Regions from separate parts of the Homo sapiens genome. Here region 2 is linked to region 1. The links are chromatin contacts, found by Hi-C or POLR2A ChIA-PET in ENCODE. All regions are on one chromosome and are shown on one strand. The core of a region is the stretch at or near the end of the contact, and the rest is flanking DNA. Distances in the headings are between cores, read along the strand shown.

The links. Hi-C counts contacts between places; a loop is a spot of excess contacts on that map. ChIA-PET counts read pairs that join two places held with the same protein, here RNA polymerase II (POLR2A). Pooled maps may share reads with other maps.
Region 2: a map with no recorded cell type shows a loop between it and region 1 (17-fold over the local background). The contact joins the enhancer-like site here to the promoter of UST-AS2 in region 1. A Hi-C loop is called at or near these places in 1 of 37 single-sample maps with no recorded cell type and 3 of 50 pooled maps. POLR2A ChIA-PET finds 5 or more read pairs at or near these places in 1 of 52 experiments (PC-3).

What each region holds. Positions count from the first base shown.
Region 1 is chr6:149,030,248-149,034,437 of GRCh38, forward strand. It overlaps UST-AS2 (UST antisense RNA 2), which reads right to left and starts at 2,414. Exons shown (of 2, transcript NR_134599.1): 1 at 2,278-2,414. The region is part of intron 7 of UST (uronyl 2-sulfotransferase); the gene reads left to right. RefSeq lists an enhancer at 2,818-3,007.
Region 2 is chr6:148,778,966-148,783,155 of GRCh38, forward strand. The region is part of intron 1 of UST (uronyl 2-sulfotransferase); the gene reads left to right. Among named protein-coding and RNA genes, the nearest start is that of UST, 34 kb to the left of the region's middle. RefSeq lists an enhancer at 2,441-2,510. Within about 2 kb of position 1,991, at least 2 of the 41 ENCODE cell types and tissues checked have a DNase peak (open chromatin) inside an H3K27ac peak, as active enhancers do.

The DNA of each region.
Region 1 (4,190 bases), core at 1,164-3,663:
TGATTCCTCTAAAACTCTTCTTTATATTTAATCATTAATTCAGAAGTTAGTGAGTACTAAGCATTCATAGTATGTATTGCCATTAAAGGCAAGAGCTTAAAAATAAAATCTAGGCTGGGCACTGTGGCTTATACCTGTAACCCCAGCACCTTGGGAGGCCAAGGCAGGAGGATCACTTGAGCCTAGGAATTCAAGACCAGCCTGAGCAACAGCAAGATCCTGTTTCTACCAAAAAAAAAAAATTAAAATTAAATATATAGTTTATCTCTGTCCAACGTATCTGTCTGTTCACTAAGAAACATGAGTTTAGGAATCATCATAGATGATTGTTTTTAAAAACTCAATTATCATTGATGAAAACAGGACTTCAATTTGCTATTGGTTCATTTACCATCGATATTCTCTATAAAGATTTTTTTTTTCAGCAGCCATGTCCCAGGCTCAGATCCTAATAATGTCAGCACTGGATCTTGTGTGTGTGTTACCTTAACACACACACAAGATGTGTTATCTTAAGCCAGTGTGTTATCTTAAGCCAGTACGAGGCAATACACACAGAAAAAAATAATTTTGAGAATAGATCTGTTTGACAACACCTGACGTCTTTCCAGTGGGGGTTGCGGGGACGTAGGGAATAGCAGTGCAAGGTCTTTAAGATAGTGTCTAAAAATCTAAGCTGGGCTGGGCATGCTGGCTCATGCCTGTAATCTCAACATTTTGTTAAGCCAAGGCAGGTGGATCACAAGGTCAGGAGTTCGAGACCAGCCTGGCCAACATGGTGAAACCCCATCTCTACTAAAAATACAAAAATTAGCCAGGCATGGCAACACATGCCTGTAATCCCAGCTACTCAGGAGGCTGAGGCAGGAGAATTGCCTGAACCCGGAAGGTGGAGGTTGCAGTGAGCTGAGATCGAGCCATTGCACTCTAGCCTGGGCCACAGAGCAAGACTCATCTCAAAAAAAAAAAAAAAAAAGTCTAAGCTGAAGGCATATAACTGGTTCAGCTGTAGCTACTGGGCAAATAGTTCATTAAAAATGAACACATAATGTAAACCCCTTTAACTTCTAAACACTTGTGATTTTTTTTAGTGAACATTTTTCTGAGGGGAACTGTATAACCACAGGCTGATAACATCATTCAGTTTACAGAAACATCACCAATTCACAAGAATTCAGCCTCTAGGCTTGTTTAATTTACTTTATGAAAGCTTAAATTGCAGCATAATATATGTGCGTTTGGCCTATTTCAACTATTACTCTTTGTTTTATTGGAAAACATGTTTTACTCTTGCTTACTGATTTGTTCTTGCGTTGGGATCATCTCTCCTCCAGGAGAAAGCATTTCCAATTTTATTATGAAAGATTAACAGGAAAATAGAACTTCCTTCACAGACATTGATGTTCTAGGAATAACTTTACAAAAATATTTCTCTTCTCTGAAAACTAATATTTAAATAGGTGTAATCTGAAACTACCAGAAAAATTCAACAAACACCTCCAGCAAATAAATAGCTGAGTGTCTGTGATGTCCCTTTCCTGGGGAAGGGCAGTATAAAGATGAAAATCTTGTCTAGCTGGAAGGCCGTCACTAACAGGGCTGGGGCGCATAACCCTGTGGAGACATTTGTGCCCGGCCTTAAAGGGTGCGTAGGAGTTTGCCAAGTGGACGTGGAAGGAGGCATTTTAATAAGAGGAAAATAACATGATTGGAAGCGTGGAGGTGAGAAAGCATAGAAGCACTCAGAGTGAGGAGAGCTGGGGCTTGGGCCAGCCCACGTCAGCCCCTGCCTGCGGACCCAGCCTCTTGGAGCCAGGCTCACTCACCCTGCCTTTAAGACGGCCCTACCAGAGGCAGGAGAAGGATCCGCAGCCTCAGCTTTCTGTGGCGCAACCTGGCACTGAGTCACTCATACCAATCTCAGCGCCAGTGGCCAAGCCGCTGCTGCCGGAGGGCCTGTGTCACCCTCCCCCCGTTTCCCTGCCCTCTTCCCATCCTACCACCACCCAAGCTCCCTGGCTTCCTAACAGTGTGGCAGGGATCCTCCCAGGCCCCCATCCTCCTCCAGCCTGAGTTCTTCCTCCCTGCTGTCTTCCCAGTCTTCCCCACTAAGATCCCACCACCCTTCAGACCCGGGCTCACACCAGCTCCTGCTGGCCCCATGTGCCTCGCACCGAATACAGGAGGTCGCACACTGCATCCCCAGACACCAAGTACTGCCCTGCTTGACCACCTATGTTCCCCTGGGCCCACCAGCATGGACTCTCCTTCTGTTACCAGTCACTGCCTGATCCAGGCATGAGCTGCCTGTGTCCCCCGACATCATCCTCCTGGCACCATCCTCTGCTCTTCCTGGCCTTCTTCACTGGGAGCCTTCGGGATCATCCCTCCAGATCAAGTTCTTCCAGCCCCACCTCCCTCCCACCCTGTGCACCCAGGGAAATTCATCTCTTCTGGGTCCCAACCTTGGCCTCGGGAGAGCCCCAGATGCCCCCCTCTGTGTCTACCCCAGTTACTCAGTGTGGTCAGACTTGGGGGTTGTACAGTTTTCTGTCTCATGATTCATTTCCCCAGGCAAAAAGCTGGCTAATAATATCTGGGTGTGCGGGGGAGGTACCAGTGTGTTTCTGTGTTTGGAGGTGAATTTTTTTCTACTTTAGAATTTAATCACTTCTACTTTGAGCAGTTTTTAGCTGAGCTGACAGTAATATGCTCTGCATTGAGTATTTGTAGGGGGTGGAATTAGTCACCACAAATTTCAATTTTTGGACTTTCCTGATAACGCCACAAAGCTGAAAGGCTTCTAAAGCTTGAGCAAAGATTGGAAACTTGACCCCAGGGGTTGATGGTTGATCTTTATAAAAACGACCTTGTGGTCAGTTTGTTCTTTTATGCTTAAATTGTCAAGGTCCCTGTCCACCCCAGGAATTAATGTGGTGATGTGGAAAGAGCACTAGACAAAGGATTTCAAAACTGTCTTTGGGCCCTTGGCTCGTGGCCTTAGCTCTCTGACATTCTTTGCTTATAAAATGTACCCCCTGCCGGGGCGAAGTACAATCCTTACCCATTTTGCATGACTCAACATTTTATAATGGAAGCTTCTATTTTTGTCTGGCTAAATCTTTTTCAAATAAAAATATTTCTTGGTCTGTATATTTTTCATGTCTCAGACATTTTTATCAATACATAATGTCCTAGCTTTTCACATCTTGCAAATGGCACAGAATTGTGAAAGAATACAGCAAAAAGCTAGAAATATACCTGTGTATATAACATTGCTGGGGATTTTTATGTGTGGTTTCTTGTGGGTTCTAGTAAGCACGTTCATTTCATTACCTACAAACGCATAGAAAAATCCAACATAATCCCACACTGATGAGAAGAAGAGAGGGTTGTTTGTCAGGTGGGGTAGTTTCACTTGACTTGAAGGTCTCACCCCGCCCCTCGTCTTTACCATAGCATACGCTTCTAGATGCTTCTGCTGCATTGTCAACCAGACTCTACCAGAACTGTTTTTCAAAACATGTGTTCCTAGGATTTTACCTCCCTGCATTTTTTGCTATATCTATTAAGTAATGCATGTATATAATTAAAAATCAAATAGTCCTATAAGATGTATAATGAAAACCAGCAGTTTCCTATTCCAACCCTCCCAAAGATGAAGTCTGATGTTGCAGAGCCAATCACTTTCAGCGCAGCTAGATGTTTCTTCGGATAATCACCGCGCTATCTGTAACTAGTATGCACAGGCTGCTGTTTCTTGATTTACTGGGGTCATGATCTCATTCTCTTATTCCATTACCTTTACTTCTACTTCCTTGCTCCTCTCCATCTTCCTAAGATGGTCATACCCACATTTGAGATGCATGGTCCTGCTGACGTTGCTGTGACTATATACATTTTGTTGGCTGCTGATCAGAGTAGTACATCATGATTTTGTTTCATTTCTTGCACAACTTAATTGTTTTTCCTGGAATTATTTATTGCCTTCATTTATTTGCCTAGATTTATTTGTACCTATCAAAAATTTCGTATGTGCCAAAATTTTCGTATGTGCCATTAGATCTGCCGCATTCAGTATTACTTTTGGTATTATTTAAATATTAATTACCAGATAAGTATGTCAGTTCCATCCCAACCTGCCCTCCCTTCCCGCAGAGGCCCTCTCCTCTTTCCACCCAGAGCTCTTT
Region 2 (4,190 bases), core at 741-3,240, 250 kb before region 1:
TCAGCCCATTGCCCTCTTCTGCAAGGCCGAGCCCACCCTCCTGGGCTGCAGCCATAGCTGTGGCTGTCCTTACCCGCTGTGGATGCCGCTGTGGGACTTCTCTCTTTTTCTCTCCACAAAGAACCAAAGAATGTTCTTTGTGGCACATTTTTTTTTTTTTTTCAACCAGAAAGTACTACCTCAAGCCTCCTGGAAAATTCCTTATTATTTCAGAAACATCACTGTACTTCTTCCGTTGACTCAGCACTTCTGTCTCCTTTTCAAGTGTGGATTTCAGACCCTTGTCATTCTATGGAGCAAATGAAATACAGTCTTGAGGAGAAGCATTACGTAACATTAAATTTCATCACAGCTCTTTTTAAGAATACTTTGAGAATTTCAGAGTGTTTTCAAGGGAATCTCTTTGACGTTAGTTCCTCCTCTTGGTTCCTCACCAGATAAAGGAAATCTCCAACTCTGGGGAAGACATGTGAGGGAAGTCTGGGAGAATGTCGTGCATTGACACCCATGAACTTGCTGACATCTGGAGGAATGAGCAGGGCTGAGAGAATTCCGGTCCTGGTCCTGCCTCTGTTGCTCCCACCACGCCAGGGAAATAATAATTCCCACTCAGCCCGCTCCACGGGATGTCGTAAGGACAAAATGAGATGTGATATATGTGGAAACACTTGGAAAATTCAGACGTTAAAGTGACTCTAGAAATGTAGGTGTCATCATGGCTGGAAATATTAGTATAGCTTTGAGAGAAAAGGACATTTTTGGTCAAATAAGTTTACAGAATAGTGAATTATTCTCTCCTTGTGGGCTCTCAACACGTCTTAACATTTTAAAGCCTCCCCTAAGTCCTGCAGGAAAGAAATCCTTTTCGATTCTGTTTAACTTAGTGTTTCTCAGTGTTTTTTCCCCCTCCTGTTAGCTGCCTCTGTGAACTGCTGTGAGTGGAGTTCTTGGAGGGCTTGTGAACTCAGCAGAAAGACTTTGTGATATTTATTTTGGCTGCTTATTTACTCAGGTTTATTCCAGATACAGGAGGTCTCCAGACACTGAGTTATAGATCAGTGAGGTATTATTGTATTTTATTATAGACACATACATATACAAATACATGTGTGTGTATATATATACACACACACACACACAAATACATGTGTGTGTATATATATACACACACACACACACACTTATGCAGGAATACCTTGTTTTATTGTGGTTCACTGTATTGTACTTCACAGATAATGCATTTTAAAATAGTAAATGGAAGATTCGTGGCAAACTGTTGTTGAGCAAGTTTATCAGCACCACTTCTCATTTTTCTTTTTTTAAAACTTTTATTTTAGGTCCAGAGGTACATGTGCAGGTTTGTTATATAGGTAAACGCGTGTCATGGGAGTTTGTTGTACAGATTATTTCATCACCCAGGTACTAAGCCCAGTACCCTATAGTTATTTTTTCTGTTTCTCTCCCTCCTCCCACTCCCCACCCTCCAGTGGAGGCCCTGGTGTCTGCTGTTCCCCTCTTTGTGTCCATGTGTTCTCATCAATTAGCTCCCACTTATAAGCGAGAACATGTGGTATTTGGTTTTCTGTTCCTATGTTAGTTTGCTAAGGATAATGGCCTCCAGCTCCATCCACATTCCTGCAAGAACTTGATCTCATTCTTTTTTACAGCTGCATAGTATTCCATGGTATATATGTACCACATTTTCTTTATCCAGTCTGCCATTGATGGGCATTTAGGTTCATTCTATGTCTTTGCTATTGTGAATAGTCAGCACCATTTTTTCTGATAACATATGCTTACTTAGTGCCTCTGTATCATATTTTGGTAATTCTTGCAATATTTTCAACTTTTTCATTATTATTATATCTGTTATGGGGATCTGTGATGAATGATCTTTGGTGTTACTATTGTAATTGTTTGGGGGAGCCACAAACTGCACCCATATAAGAAGGCAAATTTATTCAATAAATATGTGTGTTCTGACTGCTCCACCTACCTGTGGTTCCCTGTCTCTCTTCCTCTCCTTGGACCTCCCTATTCCCTGAGACACAACAATATTGAAATTAGGTCAGTTAATAACCCCACAATGGCCTCTAAGTGTTGAAGTGAAAGGAAAAGTTGCACATTTCTCACCTTAAATAGAAAGCTAGAAATGATTAAGCTTAGTGAGGAAGGCATGTTGAAAGCTGAAATAGACCGAAAGCTGAGATAAACTGAAGGCTGGGTCTCTAGCGACAGTTAACCAAGTTTTGAAAGCAAAAGAAATGTTGTTGAAGGGAATGAGAAGTGCTATTCCGGTGAACACGTGAATGGTAAGAAAGCTAAGGAGCCTCATTACTGATACCGAGAAAGTTTGAGTGGTCCGGATAGAAGGTCAAACCAGCCACAACATTGCGTTAAGCCAAAGCCTGATCCTGAGCAAGGTCCTAACTCTCTTCAGTTCTATGAAGGCTGAGAGAGGTGAGGAAGCTGCAGAAGAAAAGTTGGAAGCTACCAGAGGTTGGTTCATGAAGTTTAATGAAAGAAGCTGTTTCTGGAACATAAAAGTGCAAGGTGAAGCAGTGAGTGCTGATGTAGAAGCTGCAACAGGTCATCTAGGAGATCTAGCTAGGATCATTGTTGAAGGCAGCTACACTAAACAACAGATTTTCAATGTAGACATAACAGCTTTCTATAGGAAGAAGATGCCATCTAGGACTCTAGTTACAGAGGAGAACCCGGTACCTGGCTTTGAATCTTCAAATGACAGGCTGATTTTCCTGTTAGGGGCTTATGTAGCTGGTATCTTAAAGTTGAACCCAGTGTTTATTTACCGTTCTGAAAATTGTAGGGCCCTTAAGAATTTGCCAAATCTACTCTGCCTGTGACAGCATATCTGTTTATAGCATGGTTTACTGACTATTTTAAGCCCATTGTTGGGCTTTAAAAAAATAGTGCTCAGAAAAACAGATTCCTTTCAAAGGTCACTGCTCATTGACAATGTACCTAGTCACTCAAGGTCTCTGATGGAGATGTACAAGGAGATTAATGTTGTTTTAATGCTTGCTAGCACAACATCCATTCTGCAGCCCATGGATCAAGGACTAATTTTGACTTTCATATCCTTTTATTTAAGAAATACATTTCTTTTTTTTTGAAACTCAGCTCTGTCACCCAGGCTGGAGTTTTTATAAGGATATAGCTGCCATGGATAGTGATTCCTCTGATGGATCTGGGCAAAGTACATTGAAAATCCTCTGGTAAGAATTCACCATTCTGGATTCCATTAAGAACATTTGTCATTCATGGAAGAAGGTCAGAATATCAGTATTCACAGGAGTTTGGAAGAAGTTGGGATGACATCGAGGGGGTCAAGACTTGAGTGGAGAAGTAACTGCAGATGTGGTGGAAATAGCGAGAGAACTAAAATTAGAAGTGGAACCTGAAAATGGGACTAAATTGCTGCTATCTCATGATCAAACTTGAACAGATGAACAGATGAGGAGTTGCTTCTTTTTTTTTTTGAGACAGAGTCTCGCTCTGTCACCCAGGCTGGAGTGCAGTGGCGCGATCTTGGCTCACTGCAACCTCCACCTCCTGGGTTCAAGAGATTCTCCTGTCTCAGCCTCCCGAGAAGCTGGGATTACAGGCGCCTGCCACCATGCCCGGCTAATTTTTGTATTTTTAGTAGAGACAGGGTTTCACCATGTTGGTCAGGCTGGTCTCTCGAACTCCTGATCTCGGGTGATCCACCTGCCTCGGCCTCCCAAAGTGCTGGGATTACAGACATGAGCCACAGTGCCCGGCCAAGTTGTTTCTTATGGATAAGCCAAAAAAGCGGCTTCTTGAGATGGAATCTACTCCTGGCGAAGACGCGGTGAACATTGTTGAAATGACAACAAAGGATTTTGAATATTTCATAAACTTAGTGGATAAAGCAGCTGCAGAGCTTGAGAGGATTGGCTCTAGTTTTGAAAGAAGTTCTACTCTGTGTAAAATGCTATCAAACCACATCATATGCTATGGAGATCTTTCGTGAAAAGAAGAGTACATCAATGTGGCAAACTTCGTTGTTGTCTTATTTTAAGAAAGTGCCATAGCCACCGCAAGCTTTAGCAACCATCACCCTGATCCATTAGCAGTCACCAACATCGAGACAAGACCCTCCTCCAGCAAAAAGATTATGACTCACTGAAGGCTCAGATGATTGT